Regions from separate parts of the Homo sapiens genome. Here regions 1 and 3 are each linked to region 2. A link is an interaction called in ENCODE POLR2A ChIA-PET data of the cell type or tissue named here. Cell type or tissue: MCF 10A. All regions are shown on one strand. Each heading gives the region's core, and the rest is flanking DNA. Links, peaks and the distances in the headings are about the cores only. Region 1 overlaps MYO1E (myosin IE). Region 2 overlaps MYO1E (myosin IE). Region 3 overlaps MYO1E (myosin IE).

Region 1 (7,139 bases), core at 2,723-5,222, 55 kb after region 2:
GAGTGTCACGGACTATAAGCGGTGCTGTCTGCACACACTTGTTCTGATGCCTTTCCAATGAGAACCCGGCTGTGTGCTGTGGGCTCTCTCTGGTCACACAAAAAAACAAGTCCTGCAGCAACTCAAGTGTGCTACCCCCTCTCCCACTACACCCAAAATATTAACACAAAAGCAAAAAAAAAAAAAAATCTTGAAACTTTTTCTGGAATTAAAAAAAAACTAGGCCGAGTGCAGTAGCTCAGGCCTGTAATCCCAACATTTTGGGAGGCTGAAGCGGGCAGATCACTTGAGGCTAGGAGTTTGAGACCAGCCTGGACAACATGCCAAAACGCCATGTCTAAAAAAAATACAAAAATTAGCTGGGTGCGATGGCGTGGCCCTGTAGTCCCAGCTACTCAGAGGCTGAGGCAGGAGAATTGCTTGAGCCCAGGAGATGGAGGTTGCAGTGAGCCGAGATCATGCCACTGCACTCCAGTCTCGGTGATGGGAGTGAAACGCTGTCTCAAAAAAAAGAAAAGAAAAAACCCTAGATTCAAAGGGACATACATAAATAAGGTAAATAAGGTTTATTTATGTCCCTTTAAAACTAGCAGTCAGGCTTTCATAAGTAACTTTTATTTTTAAAATTATGTGTTTTTAATAGTACTTGAATTTTGGACATGTGTTGGATCATCTGAGAATTCTCTGATACCTCCAGTAATTCACATAGTACACCCCTGGTCTTTTTTTGTTTTGTTTTGTTTTTTAATTATACTTTAAGTTCTGGGATACATTTGCAGAACGTGCGGGTTTGTTACATAGGTATACACGTGCCATGATGGTTTGCTGCATCCATCAACCCATCATCTACATCAGATAATTCTCCTACCCCTCCCCTAGCCCCCCACCCCCTGACAGGCCCCAGTGTGTGATGTTCCCCTCCCTGGTCCACGTGTTCTCATTGTTCAGCTCCCACTTGTCAGTGAGAACATGCGGTGTTTGGTTTTCTGCTCCTAGGCTGGTTTGCTGAGAATGACGGTTTCCAGCTTCATCCATGTCCCTGCAAAGGACATGAACTCATCCTTTTTTATGGCTGCATAGTATTCCACAGTATATATGTGCCACGTTTTCTTTATCCTGTCTATCATTGATGGACATTTGGGTTGACAACTCCTAGTTTTAAAAAAAAAAATCTATGCTTATATAATACCTCCTTGCAGTTACTGAATTGTACAGTTATTGAATTGTTTATCTTTTACAAAGCACTTCTACTTTATTTCATTTGATTCTTATGGAGGTGTTTTATTATTATGAATATTTCCGTTTTACAGATGTAAAAATGGAGGGAACTGATTAAGATGACAAGAGCCAGGATTCAAACCAGGGCTCCACACTCTAAATTTCTATTGAATAATTTTTAAGTTTCCTAAGTTTACTACAGGTATGAAAACAAAACATAAGGCAGGCAATTATGATGAAACCTGCTCTGCTCAGGAATGGAGTTGTGTTATCCATATCTACAACTGCTGAGCTTGATTGTGATTTTTCTAAACATGAACATTCATCAGATATAATTCGTATAATATAAAGCACATGGTTTTATTCTGTTCTACAATTTCGCATTTGGCAGAAAATAGAGCTTTAGCCTACATTATGAAACTTAAAAGAACATTCAGACTACTATAGTCAAAAATATTTCGCTCGGCTGGGCACAGTGGCTCACGCCTGTAATCCCAGCACTTTGGGCAGCCAAGGCAGACAAATCACTTGAGGTCAAGAGTTCGAAACCAGCCTGACCAACATGGAGAAACCCCGTCTCTACTAAAAGTATAAAAAATTAGCCGGGCGTGGTGGTTTGCTCCTGTAATCCCAGCTACTCGGGAGGCTGAGGCAGGAGAATCGCTTGAACCCAGGAGGTGGAGGTTGCAGTGAGCTGGGATCGTGCCACTGCACTCCAGCCTAGGCAACAGAGCAAGACTCCATCTCAAAAAAGAAAAAAAAATCTCGCTCACAGAGTTCTTATAGGACAAAGTAAAATCTAAGCTTAGATATATCTTTACTCAATAAGGCAAATCACTTAAACATCCTCCATACATTTCCCTGTCCATGATGTGGCTAATATGGTTAAATTAAACTCCTTTTTTTCCTCCTACTCAACTGAGAAATGTCAGCGAAGAGTGTAAATTAATCAAACAAAATCCTTCTAAAGGAAATAAGCTCTGTGGTCTTTGCAGAGTCAGGTAATAGGTGTAACTAAAGTGGCCCTATATTGACAACTGCATTGTGAGGCAAGGCAAGAAAAAGTGTTCAAGTCTAAAAAAAAAAACAAAAATGAATAGATTGCTTAGGAATTTGGTAGCTGTCTCTACTTACAAATGAATTTCTATTTTCATTAATATAATTTTTTATAATAGCTATATAAACTAGATCAGTATTGACTTTTTTTTTTTTTTTTTGCTTGAAAGAGGAGTTGAAATGTCTTCCACAGCACATAGTACGTTCCTGACTCCCAGATCTGTGCTGAGCAAACTTTCTGAGTTTTTCAACCTTGGTCAATGAGAGGACTGTGTTTATTATAAATCCATGAAGGGATATCACCTGCTGAATTGCAGAGAACAGAGAAAAATGTTTCCTCTCTGGTTTTAGAACATCTCCTCTTAAGCTCGCTCCATAAAACACTCAGCCAACCCTGCCTGCAAGATGTCCTCAGTGCTGAGCCAGGACTGTCTCTATGGGCTCTCAGGAGTATTGGGGCTGGTCTCCAACCACCCTGCTAAGCTGGGAAAAACAGTAGGGGAGTTTCAACTATTGCTAACCTGTAACCACTTCCCACAGGCAGGAGGAGCAAGGTCCTTGAAAACCCATTTGGGTAAAAATTTAGAATGATATGGGGCAAACAGTGCAAGAGAACCAAAGACAGGGGTGAAACTACCTACAAAGGTCTATCAACATCTAAAAATAGACATTTAAACAATGAAGAGTGCACCCTATAAATAAAACATCAGGCTGGGCGCTGTGGCTCATGCCTGTAATCCCAGCATTTTTGGAGGCCGAGGCAGGTGGATCACCTGAGGCCAGGAGTTCAAAACCAGCCTGGCCAACATGGCGAGACCTCATCTCTATTAAAAATACAAAAATTAGCCAGGCGTGGTGGCACATGCCTGTAATCCCTGCTACTGGGGAGGCTGAGGCATGAGAATTGCTTGAACCTGGGATACAGAGGTTGCAGTGAGCCAAGATTGTGCCACTGCACTCCAGCCTGGGTGGCAGAGCAAGACTCTGTCTCAAAAAAAGAAAATGTCAATGACACATTTTATTCAACTTGAAGTAGTAATAATGGGTACTAAACTCTTCCATTTTATCAAACCTCAATAGACAGAAACCTTTCAGAGCCTTCCTCTCCACTGGTTCTAATGGATGGTGTGGAATGATACACAGTGCTTGGATACAGATTTTATGTGTAACAAGAGATGTTTTCCTGTTCCTGGTTTTCTAACCAAATATTTGACTGACCTTCTGGTTTCCAAATGGAGACAGAAATGTAAGATAGCTTGGTTATTTGACGTACAAAACCTTTGACCTAACTGACTCCATACTGTAGAATTGGTATTTCTCAACTTCACTACCCCGATATTCACAGTAGTCCAGCCTCCTATTGACTGCCTTCATCCAGAACACAGCCCCTCCCAAGAGACACAAAAGGGCAGCTCTGGGCATGTTAGGCTCCCATCCCAGACATTCTTCATGTTGATTCATCTGTGTTTCTCTCCTAATAGGGTTGTTCAGTCACCCAGTTTCCTTCTCGTTCCTATAGTCAACTTCCAATTAAAAGGTCTCCCTACTAAGAATTTTAAAAATTCAGTCCATGTATGGTGGCTCCAGCCTGTAATCCCAGCAGTTTTGCGGCCAAGGCCTGAAGACTGCTTGAGCCCAGGAGTTAAAGACCAGCCTAGACAATATAGCGAGATACCTTCTCTACAAAATTTTATATATACATACTTTTTTTTGTTTTTTTTTTTTTTGACAGAGTCTTGCTCTGTCGCCTAGCCTGGAATGCGGTGGCACAATCCCGGCTTACTGCAACCTCTGCCTTCTGGGTTCAAGCAATTCTCCTGTCTCAGCCTCCCTAGTAGCTGGGATTACAGGTGTCCGCTACCACATCTGGCTAATTTTTTTGTTGTTGTATTTTTAGTAGAGACAGAATTTTGCCATGTTGGCCAGGCTAGTCTCAAACTCCTGACCTCAGGTGATCTGCCTGTCTCGGCCTCCCAAAGTGCTGGGATTACAGGCATGAGCCACTGCATCTGACCTCTACAAAATATTTTTTAAATTGGCTGGGCATGGTGGTGTGCAACCTATAATCGAGAAGCATGAGGATCGCTTGAACCCAGGAGATCGAGGCTGCAGTGAGCCATGATCGTGCCACTGAACTCCAGCCAGGATGACAAGCGACACCTTGTCTCAAAAAAAATAGCAATTTTTTAAACCCCGCCTGATCGTTAAATTAAATAAGGCAAACTTTTCACATTAACCTTTTTTTTTTTGAGGTTCTATTTCCGTGATGTGCTGTGTTTTTGTTTTACTTTCTCTAGACAGTCTAATTTCTATGGACTATTGGAAGGAGGAGGAAAATTGTCAGGAAAAAGTAATACTTGAGTTGGTTTTCTATGACGTCACTCACTGTGTTTTTACCATGTGTAGTATCAAATAACAGTAGCATCAAATGACATGTTTACAATTGCCTTTGCAAATAACTGCCGTTTCTAAGTTCATTACTCCTCTTACTATTTTTTATTTCTAATTTGCTTGGACATTTAATGTCCAAAGTAAAACTAACTTTATAATATTTGGTTTTTATTCAGGAATAAAATCAGGAAGGATTTAAGAAAAATCTTCAGCCAGGCATGGTGGCTCATGCCTGTAATCCCAGCACTTTGGGAGGCTGAGGCGGGAGGATCACGAGGTCAGCAGTTCAAGACCAGCCTGGCCAACATGGTGAAACCCCATCTCTACTAAAAATACAAAAATCAGCTGGGCGTGGTGGCACACACCTGTAATCCCAGCTACTCGGGAGGCTGAGGTAGAAAAGCTTGAACAGGGGAGGCAGAGGTTGCAGTGAGCTGAGATCCCGCCACAGCACTCCAGCCTGGGACAGAGCGAGACTCCATCTCAAAAAAAAAAAAAAAAAAGAAAAAAAAGAAAAAAAGAAAAATCTTCAAAGAACATAAAATTCATTTTAATTTTTAATTTTTGGGCATATATAAGTAGGTGTATATGGATATTTTGATACAGGCATGCAATGTGTAATAATCACATGATCGAAAATGGGGTATCCACACCCTCAAGGATTTATCCTTTGTGTTTCAAAAAATCCAGTAATACTCTTTTAGTTATTTTTAAATGCACAAATTATTATTGACTATAGTCTTTCTGTTGTGCTAGCAAACACTAGATTTTTTTTTTCAATAACATTTAAAATACACTTCATGAATTTGCATGACATCCTTGCTCAGGAGCCATGCTAATCTTCTCTGTGTCATTCCAATTTTAGTATACGTGTTACTGTGAGCATGCAAATGCTAGCTCTTATTCATTCTATTATTTCTAACTATTTCTTTGTACCCATTAACCATAACCCCTGTCTCCCCAGTTCTCCTTCCCAGCCTCTGGTAACCATCATTCTATTCCCTATCTCTATGAGTTCAATACTTTTAATTTTTAGCTCCCACAAATAAGTGAGAAAATATGAAATCTGTCTTTCTGTGCCTAGCTTATTTCACTTAACATAATGACCTCCAGTTCCATTCATATTCTTGCAAATGACAAATGACAGGGTTTCATTCTTTTTTATTGCTGATTAGTACTCTGTTGTGTATCTGTACCACATCTTCTTTATGTGATGAATGATTTCATTCATCATTTGATGGACACTTAGGTTGATTCCAAATATTTGCTATTGTGAATAGTGCTAGGATAAACATGGGAGTGCAGCTATCTCTTCCATATGCTTATATCCTTTCTTTAAGGTATACACCTACCAATGGAATTGCTGGATCATAAGGTAGCTAGCTCTGTTTTTAGTTTTTAAGGAACCGCCCTTCTGTTCTCCACAGTGGCTATACTCATTTATATTTCCACCAACGGTGTATGAGAGTTCCCTTTTCCCCTTTTCTTCACATCCTTGCCAGCATTCATTATTGCCCGTCTTCTGGATAAAAGCCATTTTTACTTGGGTGAGATGATACCTCATTGTAGTTTTCATTGGCATGTCTCTGATTTTCAGTGGTGTTGAGCACCTTTTCATACACCTGTTTGCCATTTGTATGTCTTCTTTTGAGAAATGTCTATTGATATCTTTTGCCCATTTTAAAATCAGATTAGATTTTTTCCTACAGAGTTATTTGAGTTCCTTCTGTATTCTGGTGATTAAACCCTTGTGAGATGGAAAGTTTGCAAATATTTTCTCCCATTCTGTGGGTTGTCTCTTCATTTTGTTGATTTTTTCTTTTGCTGTGTGGAAGGAAGCTTTTTAACTTGATGTGATCCCATTTGTCCAAAAAATCTTTGCTTAGACCAATGTCCTGGAGTCTTCCCAATGTTTTCTTTTAGTAGTTTCATAGTTTGAAGTCTTAGATTTAGGTCATTCATCCATTTTCATTTGATTTGGTGAAGTGTGTTGCTTGTAGGCAACAGATCCTTGGGTCTTGCTTTTTATCCATTCAGCTATTCTATGTCTTTTGATTGCAGAGTTTAGTCTATTTACATTCAATGTTATTACTGATAAGTGAGGCCTTACTCCTGCCACTTTGTTATTTGTTGTCTGGTTGTTTTGTGGTCTTCTCTTCCTTCTGTCCTTCTTTCCTATCTTCCTTTAAGGTGATTTTCTCAGTTGGCACATTTTAAATTCTTCCTTTTTATTTTCTGTGTACCTGTTGTATGTTTTTTAGATTTGAGGTTACCATGAGGCTTGCAAATAACATCTTATAACCCATTATTTTAAACTGATCACAACTTAACATCGATTGCATAAACAAAAAGCAAAAAGACAACCAATAAAAACTCTATAATTTTGTCTCCCCACTTTTTAACATTTTGTTGTTTCTATTTATCTTACTGTACTGTCTATGCCTTGAAAAGTTATTATTTTTTATGGGTTCATC
Region 2 (7,139 bases), core at 2,913-5,412:
TTTTCTATATCAATGAACAGTTCAAAGATAAGATGTTGTAAATGAACAGTTAATGTATTCCATCAACTCTAAGATGCATTCTTTTTCACATTTTCACATTTTGAAATTAGGATGTCTTATAATCAACTGGACGCAGCAGCTCATGCCTGTAATCCCAGCACTTTGGGAAGCCAAGGTGGGCAGATCACTTGAGGTCAGGAGTTCAAGACCAGCCTGGTCAACATTGTGAAACCCCGTCCCTGCTAAAAATACAAAATTAGCCTCGTGGTGGTGCACTCCTGTAATCCCAGCTACTCCAGAGGCTGAGTCAGGAGAATTGCTTAAACCTGGGAGGCAGAGGTTGCAGTGAGCTGAGATCGCGCCATTGCACTCCAGCCTGGGCAACAAGAGCGAAAGTCCATCTCAAAAAAAAAAAAAAAAGGATGTCTTATAATCAATGATGTGTTATAGCTTAACTGGCAGTTTTTTTTTATTTTTCAATACTGTAAATAAAATAATGATGCTCCTTTTATAACCAGTAGCATCTTAGGTGTGATATATTCTGGCGCATGACATTTACTAAGGGCCAGGTACTCTTCAAATATCACTGTTTAATATCATCACAGATGAAAAAATATTATAAAAATTTTGATTACTCTGGAAGCATTGTACCAAATACTAATCTCACGTCAGGAACTGTGTAGTGGCTTTACTGGTGAGGCTGATGATCACCCAGTTTTAGAGGCTTTGTTGCAGAAATTTTTGTAGCTGCCACCCCCTCCCCCATCCTCACCTCCAACCCACTAGAGGATGAGGACAAGGGTCCTGGATGACAAGCTGCCCAAGAGAAGCCACCCATCACCAGACCACAGCTCGCAAAGCAAGGTCTTTACGTAATTTCCTCTTCGCTTTGTAAAGACATGTTCAAGTTTGTATCTCTTTCAGCCTACAGGTTCTTTCAATATTAACACCATTTGAAGCAGAAAGGTGTCCCACCCTCCATGCGATATGTCTGCCCTGGGATTACTATGATGTCTGACTTTCCCCATGACTTTTCCTTTTCTTTTCTTTTTCTTTTCTTTCTTTTTTTTTTTCTGAGAAAGAGTCTTGCTCTGTCACCTAGGCTGGAGTGTAATGGCATGATCTTGGCTCACTGCAACCTCCACCTCCCTGGTTCAAGTGATTCTCCTGCCTCAGTCTCCCGAATAGCTGGGACTACAGGCGTGCACTACCACACCAAGCTTATTTTTGTATTTTTAGTAGAGACGGGTTTTCACTATGTTGCCCAGGCTGGTCTCAAACTCCTGACCTCAGGTGATCTGCCCGCCTCGGCCTCCGAGAGGGTTAGGATTACAGGCGTGAGCCACCGCGCCCGGCCCCCATGACTTTTCTGACATACACCACACCATATTGCAATCTTTCCTAAACCTCAGTCATTTTCAACTATTTTAACAAGTTTCCTATAACCACATTCCACAGCACTTGCTTCAAATTTTTCTATAAATGGTCCTTAATAATTTTGATTAAACCTACACAACAATCTTCATAAAATCCACCAGTTTGGTGTGCTAGTTTTGTTTCTTCAACATGTAAAAATAGCTACGAAGACAAATGTTGTAAGCCGGTCGCGGTGGCTCATGCCTGTAATCCCAGGGCTTTGGGAAGCAAAGGTGAAAGGATTGCTTGAGCCCAGGAGTTCAAGGCTGCAGTAAGCTATGATTGCACCACTGCACTCCAGCCTGGTGACAAAGCAAGACCCTGTTCAAAAAAAAAAAAGGAAAAGAAAAAGAGAAATATTGTAAAATACACCAGTGTGGGGTTGTACATACCGATGTTAAGGTCTACCCTGGTGCCATGTTCCACACCTGGGGACACACTGGCATTCCCTATTGGGCCTTTTCTTGTCAATTTCAAGTCCAGCCATAGGGAATTTAAATAACTTCTGTTCGATTTCCCAAATGCATTTTACTCTGCTGTGGAAAATCTCACATGGTAAGACCAGATTTCCCTTTTAGTTTGCAGGCGAGAGTCTAGGTTGTGTTCTCACAAGTAGAACCTACCCTATGTTTGTGTTCTGAATTCCCTGCACTTTCCATCAGGGCTCCCAAGCCCCCTGCTCTGTCTAGACCTCCCACCTCAGAAAACCCTCCCAGCCACAGGTGGGACATGTCAGTAGTCCCCAGGGTCAGGGCTTGTCTTGAGGCTGAGCAGGAAATTCTCTTGGGTAACTGCTTTTTATTCTTTCTCTCTCAGGAAGTGCTTCCCGTAAGCATTACCAAAACGGTTCTGTCCTCTTTCCCTCACAAACTCCAGGAACCCTAGAATGGTGGCTCCTATCTCTGATCCTCACCAAAAGTCCCTTTGAAGACCAGGTGTGGTGGCTCATGCCTATAATCCCAGCACTTTGGGAGGCCAAGGAGGGAGGACTGCTTGAGCCCGGGAGTTAGAGGCCAGCCTGGACAACATAGCGAGACCCCATCTCTACACAAAATCAAAACATTAGCTGGACGTGGTGGCACATGCCTGTGGTCCAGGCTACTCTCGAGAGCCGGAGGCAGGAGGATCGCTTAAGCTCAGGAGGTCAAGGCTGCAGTGAGCCGTGACTGCGTTACTGCACTACAGCCTGCGTAACAGAGCAAGACAAAGAAAGAGAAGGGAAGGAAAGGGAAGGGGGAGTGGGAGAGGGAGGGGAGGGGGGAGGGGGGGAGGGGGGAGGGGGAGGGGGAGGGGGAGGGGGAGGGGGAGGGGGAGGGGGGAGAGGGGAGGGGAAAGGGGAAAGGGGAAAGGGGAAAGGGGAAAGGGAAAGGCCTGGGCAGCCCAGGCTCTCTGAGATGCTCAGGGCATCCATCCTCCAGGGCACAAAAAGGGCTCTGGTTGCCCTCATCCCAGGGAGACGGGCGGTCAGAGGACAGTGGCTGCCTTCACAAGCCTGGTCTGGAACCCCTCAAGGTAGCTGCGCATGCATTTGAAGTGCAAATCTTAGCGAGGCTTCCCTGACCTGTCCTTGTCCATCTCTAACCCCTGCTTTCTCCGTTTTGAGGTTCCCACCACACCATTTTCTGTGCATACCATGCTGTGCTTTGTTTCTGTTTTTCCACAGTGTGTGTGTGAGGTGGGATCTTCAGTACCTACATTCCCACTGTCCCCCAGCTTAGGGTATTCTTCTATGAACTCCTCCCTACCTCAACCCAACTCTATGCCTACTAAACTCTCACCCAGCACAGGTCAGGCATCATCTTGCTAAGAAGCCTGCTCTAACAGCATTACCTGAGTGCCTGGCTCCCTGATTAAACTGACCCCTAGGACCAAGTCTTATTCACCATTCTGCCCCAAGACCTAGTAGAGTGCCATGATGCATGGCATGGGCAGCCCCCAAGTATTTGTTGAATGAATGAAATACATTATTATTATTCTCACGTAACAGCTAATTCTTATTACATACCAAGCACTGCTCTAAGCATTTTACATATAACTTATCTAATCCTTACAACTTCACGAGGCAGGAAACTGAGTGAAGCACAGAGAAGTTAAGTAACTTGCTCAGCTCCCACAGCTGGGCTTCAAACCCAGGCAGTCTGCTTCAGATCTTTGCCCTTAAACATTGTACCTACTGCCTCTCATAATAAAGTAACAGCAGTTGGAAACAGCAATAATTCTAAAGTTCATAGTAACTGCTTTATTGCATGTTTACTATGTGTCACGTATCAACTTCTTTCATCTGCCCAATGACACCACCAAGTACTTGTATTATCCTTTTTTTTACAGAAGAAAAAGAAGTACCACGTGGTAAACAGAATACCTGGTACAAAGCCCTGCAAGCTAGGAGCTCACGGAGCAGCCTGGCTCTGCACAGCCTTGCATAATGCAGAGGAAGTTCCGTGCCCTGGAGTCAGCCTTGGGATGATGTCTGCCCCCTGCCATGTCCCCACCAGGGTGGTGCCTGGGGCATGGGAGTGCCCAATCTTTACTAGCTGGGTGAATAAATTCCAGGCTACACTGACTCACCTCACAACATGTTTGCTGTAGGTACACGGCAGCACTGTGGCAGCAGCTATCGTGGGGCAAATAGGAGTCCTGGGCCCAGAGTCTGCTCCAAGGAAGAAATAAGTTTCCAAGGCGTTCCTATTTGCCCCCAACTCAGGAGATCAAAGGGAAGAGATATTGCCCCTAAACACAGTTCTCCTTCTCTTAACCATGTAAGTAGTCCAGTTAAGAGTAACAGATATTTGAGGTTGGATGATTACTATTTTATTTTTATTTTTATTTTTTTGAGACAGGGTCTCACTTTGTCACCCAGGCTGGAGTGCTGTGGCGCAAACATAGCTCACTGAGGCCTCAACCTCCAGGGCTCAATTAATCCTCCCTCCTCAGCTTCCCTAGTAGCCAGGGCTACAGGTGTGCACCACCATACCTGGCTGTGTTTCTCTACCAAAAAAAAAAAAAATTTTTTTTTTTTTTGTAGAGACAGGGTCCCACTGTGTTGCCCAGGCTAGTCTCAAACTCTTGGGCTTGAGCAATCCTCCTGCCTCAGCCTCCCAAAGTGCTGGGATTATAGGTGTAAGCCACCGTGCCCAGCCTGGATGATTAACTTTTTAAACAGAATAACAGGCAATTAATCTTCACCACATCATTAGTGAGGTAAGGACATTTCAAGCTACAGAATAATATGAATCAAATGCTTGAGATTCCTTAATATGACAAATGCTCATTTCACTTCTGCTCTGATTATATTTTAATCAAACAAGTGACAAGAGAGTCACACTGATGTTAGTCCCTGTCTTTTCAGCTGTGGCTCTGCTAGCATGTCACATACATCAAGCACTTAACAGTCCCTTAAGAGAGCTCCCACATCACCACTCTTGTTTTTAAGTGCAAAGCTCTTAGACATTCGGTAATACGATTCAGGAATGTAACTTTTCTTCCTAATCTAGCAAACTGATTAAAATCAACAGACTTGGGTACAAGCTCTACCTCTCACATGCCTCTGTGCCTTGGGCAAGGCCAGTTTCACAGAATTTTATTATTTACAGTTTTAAAGCAATCTTGCAAGGTGTGGCGGTTCATGTCCTTCATCTCAGTGGAGGCTGAGACAGAAAGATCACGTAAGGCCAGGAGTTTGAGAACAGCCTGGGCAACACGCAAGACACTGTCTCTTTTTTTTTTTTTTTTTTTTTTTTTGAGACGGAGTCTGGCTCTGTCGCCCAGGCTGGAGTGCAGTGGCACAATCTTGGCTCACTATAACCTCTGCCCCCCGGCTTCACGCCATTCTCCTGCCTCAGCCCCCCGAGTGGCTGGGCTTACAGAAGGTGCCCACCGCCACGCCCAGCTAATTCTTTTTTGTGTGTGTTTTTAGTAGAGAACTCCTGATCTTGAACTCCTGACGTCAAGTGATCCACCCACCTTGGCCTCCTCAAGTGCTGGGATTACAGGCGTGAGCCACCACGCCCGACTAGACACTGTCTTTAAAAAAAATAATAAAATCAATTAATTAATTAGCTGAAATGAATTTTAAAAATAAAAGTGAAAAAAATTTTTAAGAAAAAGAAAAGAAAAAATTAAGTCAGCCTATTAAATGCATACCAAATTAGTGTGTGCATGTCCATTAAGATTTTTATTAATCATACAGGTCGGCACAAAAGTAATTGCGGTTTTTGCCATTAATGGCACCGGCCTAATAGATTCATAAGTCAAAAATCCTACCAGACTCTGTGTCCTAATTTGTGGTTTGAAAATGATAGTCTCTGAAGTAGTAGCTGCTCAATACCTTTTTCTAATTCAATTACACAGCCAAGGTAATGAGGCAGGAAGACTAGCTAGAAACACCAGCAGCTGTGCATATAAATAAAGACAGGGAGGTAACTGAACAATTTCTTGTGACATAATATGAACTATCACCCTGTACCATGGAACAAAGAAACTCTAATTTAAATGCTATTCTGAGAAAAAGAACAGTATGCAAAGAGTTATCAGCAGGCTGTGGCAGAGTTGATATCAACCTGCCAAAAAGTCAGGACTTCCTATCCTTGGAAGAATCTCTCCTATACTGCTTGCAAAATACGCATTATTTATAAGTCATGCAAAATGCTGGAGGTATGCTGACATGAGTTAACCAACTACTCACATGTTATGGTTTTCTCAGATTGCCCTATTTTTCTGAAAAATGTTTGGGGCATATCTGAATAAGAACTCAATTTTTAAAAGTTTTATAAGGTTGATGAAATTATTTTCTCATCTCTGTCTTTTAAAAGCCAACGTGGAAACTCCACAAGAGTATAAAGAGTTGGATTTTAAGGAGCGGTGACACAGGTAAGGTGTTGGTGTGTCATCTCTCACTTAGGGGTACTGTGTCTGGACGTGCTAAGCGGGGGAAGGGTCTGGATGTGATCAGGGGTGTCTTGATGTGGGCACAGCCTTTGTTGTGGGTTTGCTATAGGGATACGGAGTCCAGGGAAACAAGCCAAGCTCAGGGGCAAGGAGCATTCCCTGAACAACCACTAGCCAACGCTGAACCAAATGCAGAAGTGAGGAATGCCTGTTTCTGGCATGGTTACTTCTGGACCCTTGGCTTGCCTGATCTGCTCTGATCTATGGCACAGTGGCACCATGTCCCTCTTGGGGCAAAATGTAACCATAAGGGCATTGGTCTAGGGGCCTTTAGGGTATCAATGACACATGTTTACAAACAGAGATCTCAGACCACAGCTGGTTGATGGGTGGCAGAGATGAGAGTCCCGTGGGCACATCTCAGGGAGAAGCCACAAGAGCAGCCACTAATCCACATGGCAGATCAGTGTCGCCAAGGGTCCTGCAGGCTCAGGGCCGCTCAATGTGTGATCACAAACAAGTTCATCCTCTCACTCCCTTCCACCACCTGACAGAGGATGCAGGGCTATCTTGCTGTTTCTTCTGATCCATACCTTGGACTTTAGGAGTGGGCTTGGGGAACTTAGAAGGGGTGGGGAAAATTAAGAACAAGCTTGATAATTCAACTAAAAGCCCTAGGATAGACATGAAGGGAGGCACTGTCTTCTAATGGGCCTGCTAGGGGCTTGTCTCTCGGAACCCACACCCAAATCGCAAGCCCAGTTTGCAGAAGGCAAGCACTGCAGCATGCAGAGACGGGAGCCTTATCTTCTATTGATGTGTCCTTCCCGACAGAC
Region 3 (7,139 bases), core at 1,783-4,282, 66 kb after region 2:
ATTTTCTTATGGAACTTTGACACATTGATTCTAAATTTTATCTGGAAGAGTAAATGAGTATAAATTGCCAAGAACTCACTTAAAAAGGAATTTAATTAGTAAAGTCTTGCCAAAAATAAAAATTAAAACATATTCCGAAACTAGAGTAATTATAGAATGTGGTACTAGCAACTGGTTTAGGAATAAAGAAAAGGATCAAGGAAACAGAAGAGGCTAGAAACATATGATAGATATGAATTTAACATAAGATAAAGGTGGCACTTCACAACAGGAGACAAAGAATGCACCAGTGAATAAATTATTTTTAAGACCACTAACCATGCATTTGGAAAAAATTATACCCCTCACACCAGAAAAGTAAATTTCGGGTGACATAAGGAGCTAAAATTTAAAAATACAAAAAAGTTCTAGAGAAAATATGTATGTAATTACATAATTTGGGGTTAAGGAAGACAATCTAGGAAAAGAAAAACACCCTGCTGCTTATGATCCAAGACCCACGTCATTTTCAATTCCACACAGCTGTAAAGCAGCGGCTCTCCTATCAGTTTTTCCACTGGAATCACCTGGAACCCTGGTGAAAAACAGATTTTGAAGCCTCATCCCAAACCTGCTGAATCACCTCCTCAGGTGGTTTTGATGCCTCGCCATGTTTTGGAGGCCTCTGGTCTAGGGTCAATGCCACAGTGGGGAGGAGGTAAGAGAATGCAGGTGGTAAAACTACCATAGCCTTGACAGCGATGAAACCCCCCAGGTGCTAGTCACACAAAGGCTTACCTTTTGTAAAGTCCCCTGGGAACTAGTTTCCTATTTATTCAAGTCAGCTGTATTAAATAATACCCTCCCTAACCAAAAACGCCAAAACCACAAAACTTCCTAAGTTACATGGTGTGTTGCAGCATGGCAAAAATACATCCTGATCAGTTTGCATTTGGTGTTGCATCAAATTATGGCATAGCCCACAATGCTTAAACATCCATCAACAGTGGCTCTCAACCTAGGCTGCTTTTAGGAACCATCCAGGAAGCTTTGAAAAGTAATACAGTTGTGTCTGAATCCTTTTGGTCTAGGATGGTGCCCAAGGGTTGTCATTTTTAAAAAGCACTACGGGTGAATTTTAGCTGGATAAAGACCATTGGCTATATGTCAGAAACAACTTCTGCTCCTTGGAGTTCAATATCATTTTTTTTTTTTTTGAGATGGAGTCTCACTCTGTTGCCCAAGCTGGAGGGCAATGGCACGATCACAGTTCACTGCAACCTCCGGCTCCCAGGTTCAAGTGATTCTCCTGCCTCAGCCTCTCGAGCAGCTGGGATTACAGGCATGCGCCACCATGCCCGGCCAATTTTGTATTTTTAGTAGAGATGGGGTTTCACCATGTTGGTCAGGCTGGTTTCAAACTCCTGACCTCAGGTGATCCGCCCACCTAGGCCTCCCAAAGTGCTGGGATTATAGGCGTGAGCCACCGCACGCAGCCGAGTTCAATATCTTAATGAGACACAAAAGCTTAAAGGGTCTAACACAAGGCAGAACATGATGCATGAGGTAAGAACATTTCAAACTAGGTGCCATGGACATATGGAAGAGGAAGGTGACTATCTGGGAAGGCTTGGGGGTCCAGGGGAGGGAATTTTGTTGAGCCTAGATCTAGAAACTGATCTAAGACTTGGACATGATGGAAGGACACCCAGGCAAGGGGAAAAAAGGGGATCATTTGAAACCTTATTAATAGTAATTATTAATTAGTAATTATTTCATTTTCCTCCCATAACTTCCCATATAAACATCTTAGGTATATATGCATATGCCTCCTATATTTTTTCTATTTGCAATTATAATTTTCTAATGATTTTGTCATACTGCATATGAAATGGATATAATTATGTCTTTAGCTTCTAGACAAGGCTGTGATTCCTCTAGCTCAGGGTTAAGGCAGAAAAGGGTGTCTTTCCTCCACTCCCAGTAATGCACTATTAGCAATCTACCATATAAAAAAGGGTAAACTGAACCCACTCTATTCAGAAAATTTCAACTCACAAACCTTCTTTAAATTACCCAGCGAGTTAGGGAGGAGGATGATGAGAAATCATCCTCATCCTTGCCAAGAATTTTTTCAAATAAGCAAACTATCCTGCCCAAATTCAGTGAATGCATTACTAATTAATTTCGTTCTGTGATGTCTGTTCTACATGATGATGATATAACTTTCTGCAAAACAAAAACTGAGGCACTCTACATCTGCCATCCATCCCTCCCCAAACTAGGAGATATGAAAGTTTGAGGCTGAGCAGGTCAAGCAGGGATGTGTCTGTTTTCTTGAACCATTTCTAACCTTACTCAATTATTTCCAACTGAAGCATTTCCTTAACAGGCAACATGCAACTCTTTCAAAGACAATCTATTAAAAGACTGGAGAGAAATGATATCATTTCCCTAAAATTTAGTGAGCCAGGACTTGAACAGGTTTGTTAGAAAAACACTAATGCGGTAACTCTATTATTGCCTCTAACTTTAGGGCGATGTGGTAGTCAGAAAGGAGGGGTGGCTAGAACAGAGCCTCAGCCACAACCAGGTTGTGGTGCGTTACATAGTCCCAATGGTGGTATCTAAGGCATTTTATAATTTTCTTATTAATTGTCAATACATCACCACTTGAATGAAAAGAGAATGGAAGCTATTCTTACTTCATTTTTTAACAAATGAAACTGAAGTACAGTTAAGTAATTTGTTCTACTCAGTTCCAGGAAACAATGTGGGGAGGAGGGCCTCCTTCCCTGATCACCAGGCAGGCTCCTGCCTTTCCTCAGGGTGGAAGAGATCCACTGCTGCTGTCTGCTGACTCACCTTCACACTCCAGCTAGAGGATACACTGACTCACAGTTTCATTACCTTCTATTCACCATGACTGTAGTCGTAGACACTCAGAAATGGGAGTTCCAAGAACTGAGCAGGAGAAGGAAAAGAATGTAGATGAAATTGAAAAGGATAAAGGGTACAGCCTCTATCATTGAATAAACCAGAAAAGACACAGGAGAATGTAGTGTCTGCCCTCAGAGACTACATGCATTACTGAGAGGAAAGTGGGGAGAGGAGGCCTGATCCACAGCTAACCATAATTCCCCAATATGAACTGCCAGATAACCAGGGAATGTCGAGAGTGTACAGGAATGTGGGAAGGCCAAAGGGAAAGATGGTGAATTCTGAAAAATATAAAGAAATGTAAATTATCTCTGATCTCAAGAGGCTTACAGTCTACTTGGGCTGTAAGAGACTGTGTGAAAACAGATAACAATGCAAGATGACATAGTTTAGTCACAAATAAATAACTCTATGGTAAGGGCCACAATTTGGAGAAGGGAATGATCTCCACGAGTTAAATCAGAGGCTTCCAGGAAATGAGTCTTTATTTGTTGTTGTTGTTGTTTGTTTGGTTGGTTGGTTTTTTGTTTTTTGTCTTTTTTGAGACGGAGTCTCGCTCTGTCACCCAGGCTGGCGTGCAGTGGCGCGATCTCGGCTCAATGCAAGCTCCGCCTCCCAGGTTCACGCCATTCTCCAGCCTCAGCCTCCAGAGTAGCTGGGACTACAGGCGTCCACCACCACGCCCAGCTAATTTTTTTGTGTATTTTTAGTAGACACAGGGTTTCACCGTGTTAGCCAGGATGGTCTCGATCTCCCGACCTCGTGATCGGCCCACCTCGGCCTCCCAAAGTGCTGGGATTACAGGTGTGAGCCACCGCACCCGGCCTTACTTGGTTTTTTAAGGATTCAGATGAACAGGAAAAAAGGGAAGGGAAATCTAGTCACAGGAAATGGCCTGACCAAGGAGTGTATTCTAGGCAGACTATAAAACATAAACCTGAGAATAAGTTCATTCGTTCATTCAATCAATATTTAGTGAAAATCCACTGTGTACAAGCACTGTGCTAGGAGCTAATAGCAGGAACAAGGCATGTAGGCTGCCCTCACGGAATTTATTTGAGAAGGACTACTGGAAAATAGAGTTGGATAAATGCAACCAGTAATTGGTTTAATTTAGACCGTAATGCATTTTGGTCTTTAGACTGTTCCCAGTAGGAACTGAGAGTTTTTGAGGAAGAGTGACAGATGCAAAGCCGTGTTACTAGAAGATGATTGCGCTGATGCTATTTCTGTGAATTACCGGGGGATAAGAGTGAAGACCACTTAAGAAACGCTTATAATGTTCCCAGTGTAAGACAATGCACATCCAAACTAGGGTGGCCACTGTGAAAAGGAAGGGGGAGTCCTGTGAAGATATACTCACAGGACGTTGGAAATGGCAGGAGCAAGGCAGGGATGGGAACAACAGACAAAGACACTACTGTCTCCAGCATAGATGCCTGGGGGAATTCTAAAAGGAAAACCAGGTAGGAGTAAAAGGTAAGGTGCAGTTCTCCAGCGCCAGGACTGGAGTGTTCTGAAGGCTGGGCTCTTTTCAATGCCCTTCTCTATTTTCATGCTATTGATCGTCCCCATTCTGGATCTCTTTCTTCCTCTCTGGCCTGACAAAATCTGTTCTCACCCTCTTTAGGAGAAGGTTTGATAGACTAGTTCAGAGGGATCAGTAATGGGAGAAAGTATAGCATGGACAGCAGCCGTGGAAGAGGCACCCCGGGTTGATAGGTTTTCCAAGCATGCTGTCGGCAACAGCCTATTCTGTGCATCTCCTTAAGGATAGCTGGACTCCCTCCAGAATTGTCCAGGAGAAAAGTTTCCCTCGATTCCACTTGGAAGAATCGCTCTTTAATTTTTGGTTGAGCAGGATAATTAGAGATGATTGAGTCGCATATCTGAAAGCTTGGGATATTTGGCACGTCCCTAACCTTGGAAGATGATATCCTGGAGGGCGGCCATCACACTTCCTCTGGGGAAGTGTCCCTGTGCCGTAGTGCTTTGCAATCATCTAGAGACCTTGTTAAAACACAGATCTGCAATCAGGTGTGGGTGGGACCTGAAGTTCTGCATTTCTAATAATATCCCAGGGATGCCCACGCTATTAGTCCGTGGACCCACAACCTAAATACGCATGTGTCTAGAAGCAAACAGCTCCTCTTCTAAGCAGACCTTAGATTCAGATGACCAGGAGTTTAAATCCCCTCTCTGCCACTTTTCAGATGGGTAACCTTAAACACGGTACCTAACTCATTTTCCTCATCTGTAAACCAAGGAAAATACTAATATGTACTTTAAAGTAGATACAAATGCTGGATGATATAGAAGTGGTTTCTTAGTAATCGCTAGTTCCAATAGCAGATTCTCTTCTATTCAACAGTGTGTTAAACTGTTAAATTCACGGAAGCATACCCAGCCCCCCTCAAAGGCTCTAAGGTCTGCAGAAGGAATTACCAAGAAAGCAAAGCACAGAACTCCCTCAGAAACTGGAGGAGCCATTGAAAACTCTTTATCACCATGTAATCCTGTACAATCACAAGCACTTCCGAAAACAGCATTATCCTGTATTTGTCTGAGTGATTTATAACGTTAAGATCGACCACATGATTTCCTAGCTCTAAATTTCCCAAACTCCGGTTTGCAGGGAAAGGAAGCATTTCTTTTCTAAGGAAGTCAGCACACCTAGATCTAGCCAACGGCAGTTGATTTTTAAGTTTCTTCAACCTTCACATTTCCCTTTCTCAAAAGTTGGATCCCACCTGCATTAAAAACTACTGTCCTAGCACATTACAAAGTTATTCAATCTAAAATGTCTTGTTTATACTAAAATTATAAAAATGCATTTAAGCCAGGTGTAGTGGTGCGCGCCTGTAGTCCCAGCTACTTGGGAGGCTGAGGTAAGAGGATTGCTTGACCCCAGGAGTTTAAGGCTGCAGTGAGCTGTGATGGCACCACTGTACTCCAGCCTGGGTGACAGATAGAGACCCTGTCTCAAAAAAAAAAAAAAAAAGAAAAGAAAAGAAAAGAAAAGAAAAAAAAGAAAAAAAAATCCATTTACAACACGAACCAGAATAGTCTTATACTGGATTCTTTGTCAAAGGTGAAGAAACAGGCCAGGTGCGGTGGCTCACACCTGTAATCTCAGCACTTTGGGAGGCTGAGGCGGGTGGATTACCTGAGGTCAGGAGTTCAAGACCATCTGGCTAACATGGAGAAACCCCGTTTCTACTAAAAATACAAAAAAATAGCCGGGTGTGGTGGCGCACGCCTGTAATCCCAGCTACTCGGAAGGCTGAGGCAGAAGAATCACTTGAACCCAGGAGGTGGAGGATGCAGTGAGCTGAAATCATGCCATTGCACCCCAGCTTGAGCAACAAGAGCAAAACTCCGTCTCAAAAAAAAAAAAAAACAAAGAAAGAAAAAAACGCAAAGGTAAAGAAACCTCTACATTTTGAAAAGCAAACCACAGCTCTGTAAAAGCGAAATTTTTGTCCTGTTAAATATCACCATTCCCTTGTACACATTAATCTTTTAACTCCCAAAACCTAAAGCATGTGAACATAAATAGGCTCCAAAATAATCTAGAGTTTGTGTGTACAGATAGAAAAAATGTGCATATTTTATTTTTAAAATTACTCTCACTTTCTCTACCACACACTAAGAAAAACCCCCATTTGGAGAAAGCCACACCCTTCACTAACGGCTCGATCAACCTTTCAAAACAACATGAAGGGCAAACATTAAGAGCCATTCAAAACCAAGGGAAATGACAATACAGTTGAAAAAAGTTCTCTGAATGTAAATGAAGCTACTGGAATTTGTGGGGAGCAGAATAAACAAAACAATTAAGCCATTAGCCTGTCTCCTTTGAGACCGTCCTGGCCTTTGGAGGAGAGCAATACCAGATTCCTCTAGCACAGGTGGATGGCACGTTGGCTTAAGGAAAAACAAAGGCAGCAAATCCTCGTCTTTAAACCAGAACAGACACAACCTTGGTCAGGAAATTTCACATTCTGAAAGTCCGTATCACCTAACAAGGAAAACCTTCTTATCCTGGCCATGAATCTAGCAGTGATCTTTCATATCAGCAAAAGCAGCCTAACCACTCCCCCACAAACGTCAGAAAAGCCCTCGCTTGGGGTCACAGGCCTGGGTGTCCTCAGGTGGCAGAACTCGAACAGACTGCTGCCTCCATGCCAGGTGGGCACCTGGCATGTGAACCTAAATGT

Evidence for each region. ChIA-PET counts read pairs that join two places held together with the same protein. Peaks named below come from ENCODE experiments on the same cell type or tissue, not always from the same donor. Only the 100,000 strongest peaks of a DNase experiment are listed, where the experiment ranks them.
Region 1: POLR2A ChIA-PET joins it to region 2 with 16 read pairs; 7 of 35 experiments call an interaction of 5 or more read pairs at or near these places.
Region 3: POLR2A ChIA-PET joins it to region 2 with 11 read pairs; 5 of 35 experiments call an interaction of 5 or more read pairs at or near these places.

The regions. Positions count from the first base shown.
Region 1 is chr15:59,335,867-59,343,005 of GRCh38, forward strand. The region is part of intron 1 of MYO1E (myosin IE); the gene reads right to left. It also overlaps the pseudogene RNU6-212P. Among named protein-coding and RNA genes, the nearest start is that of MYO1E, 33 kb to the right of the region's middle. In MCF 10A, for the core only: no CTCF peak of the experiment used is centred there; a DNase peak (open chromatin) is centred at 3,685.
Region 2 is chr15:59,280,219-59,287,357 of GRCh38, forward strand. The region is part of intron 1 of MYO1E (myosin IE); the gene reads right to left. Among named protein-coding and RNA genes, the nearest start is that of LDHAL6B, 77 kb to the left of the region's middle. RefSeq lists a silencer at 1,732-2,026. In MCF 10A, for the core only: no CTCF peak of the experiment used is centred there; a DNase peak (open chromatin) is centred at 3,913.
Region 3 is chr15:59,347,454-59,354,592 of GRCh38, forward strand. The region is part of intron 1 of MYO1E (myosin IE); the gene reads right to left. Among named protein-coding and RNA genes, the nearest start is that of MYO1E, 22 kb to the right of the region's middle. RefSeq lists enhancers at 6,263-6,782, 6,783-7,139. In MCF 10A, for the core only: no CTCF peak of the experiment used is centred there; a DNase peak (open chromatin) is centred at 2,848.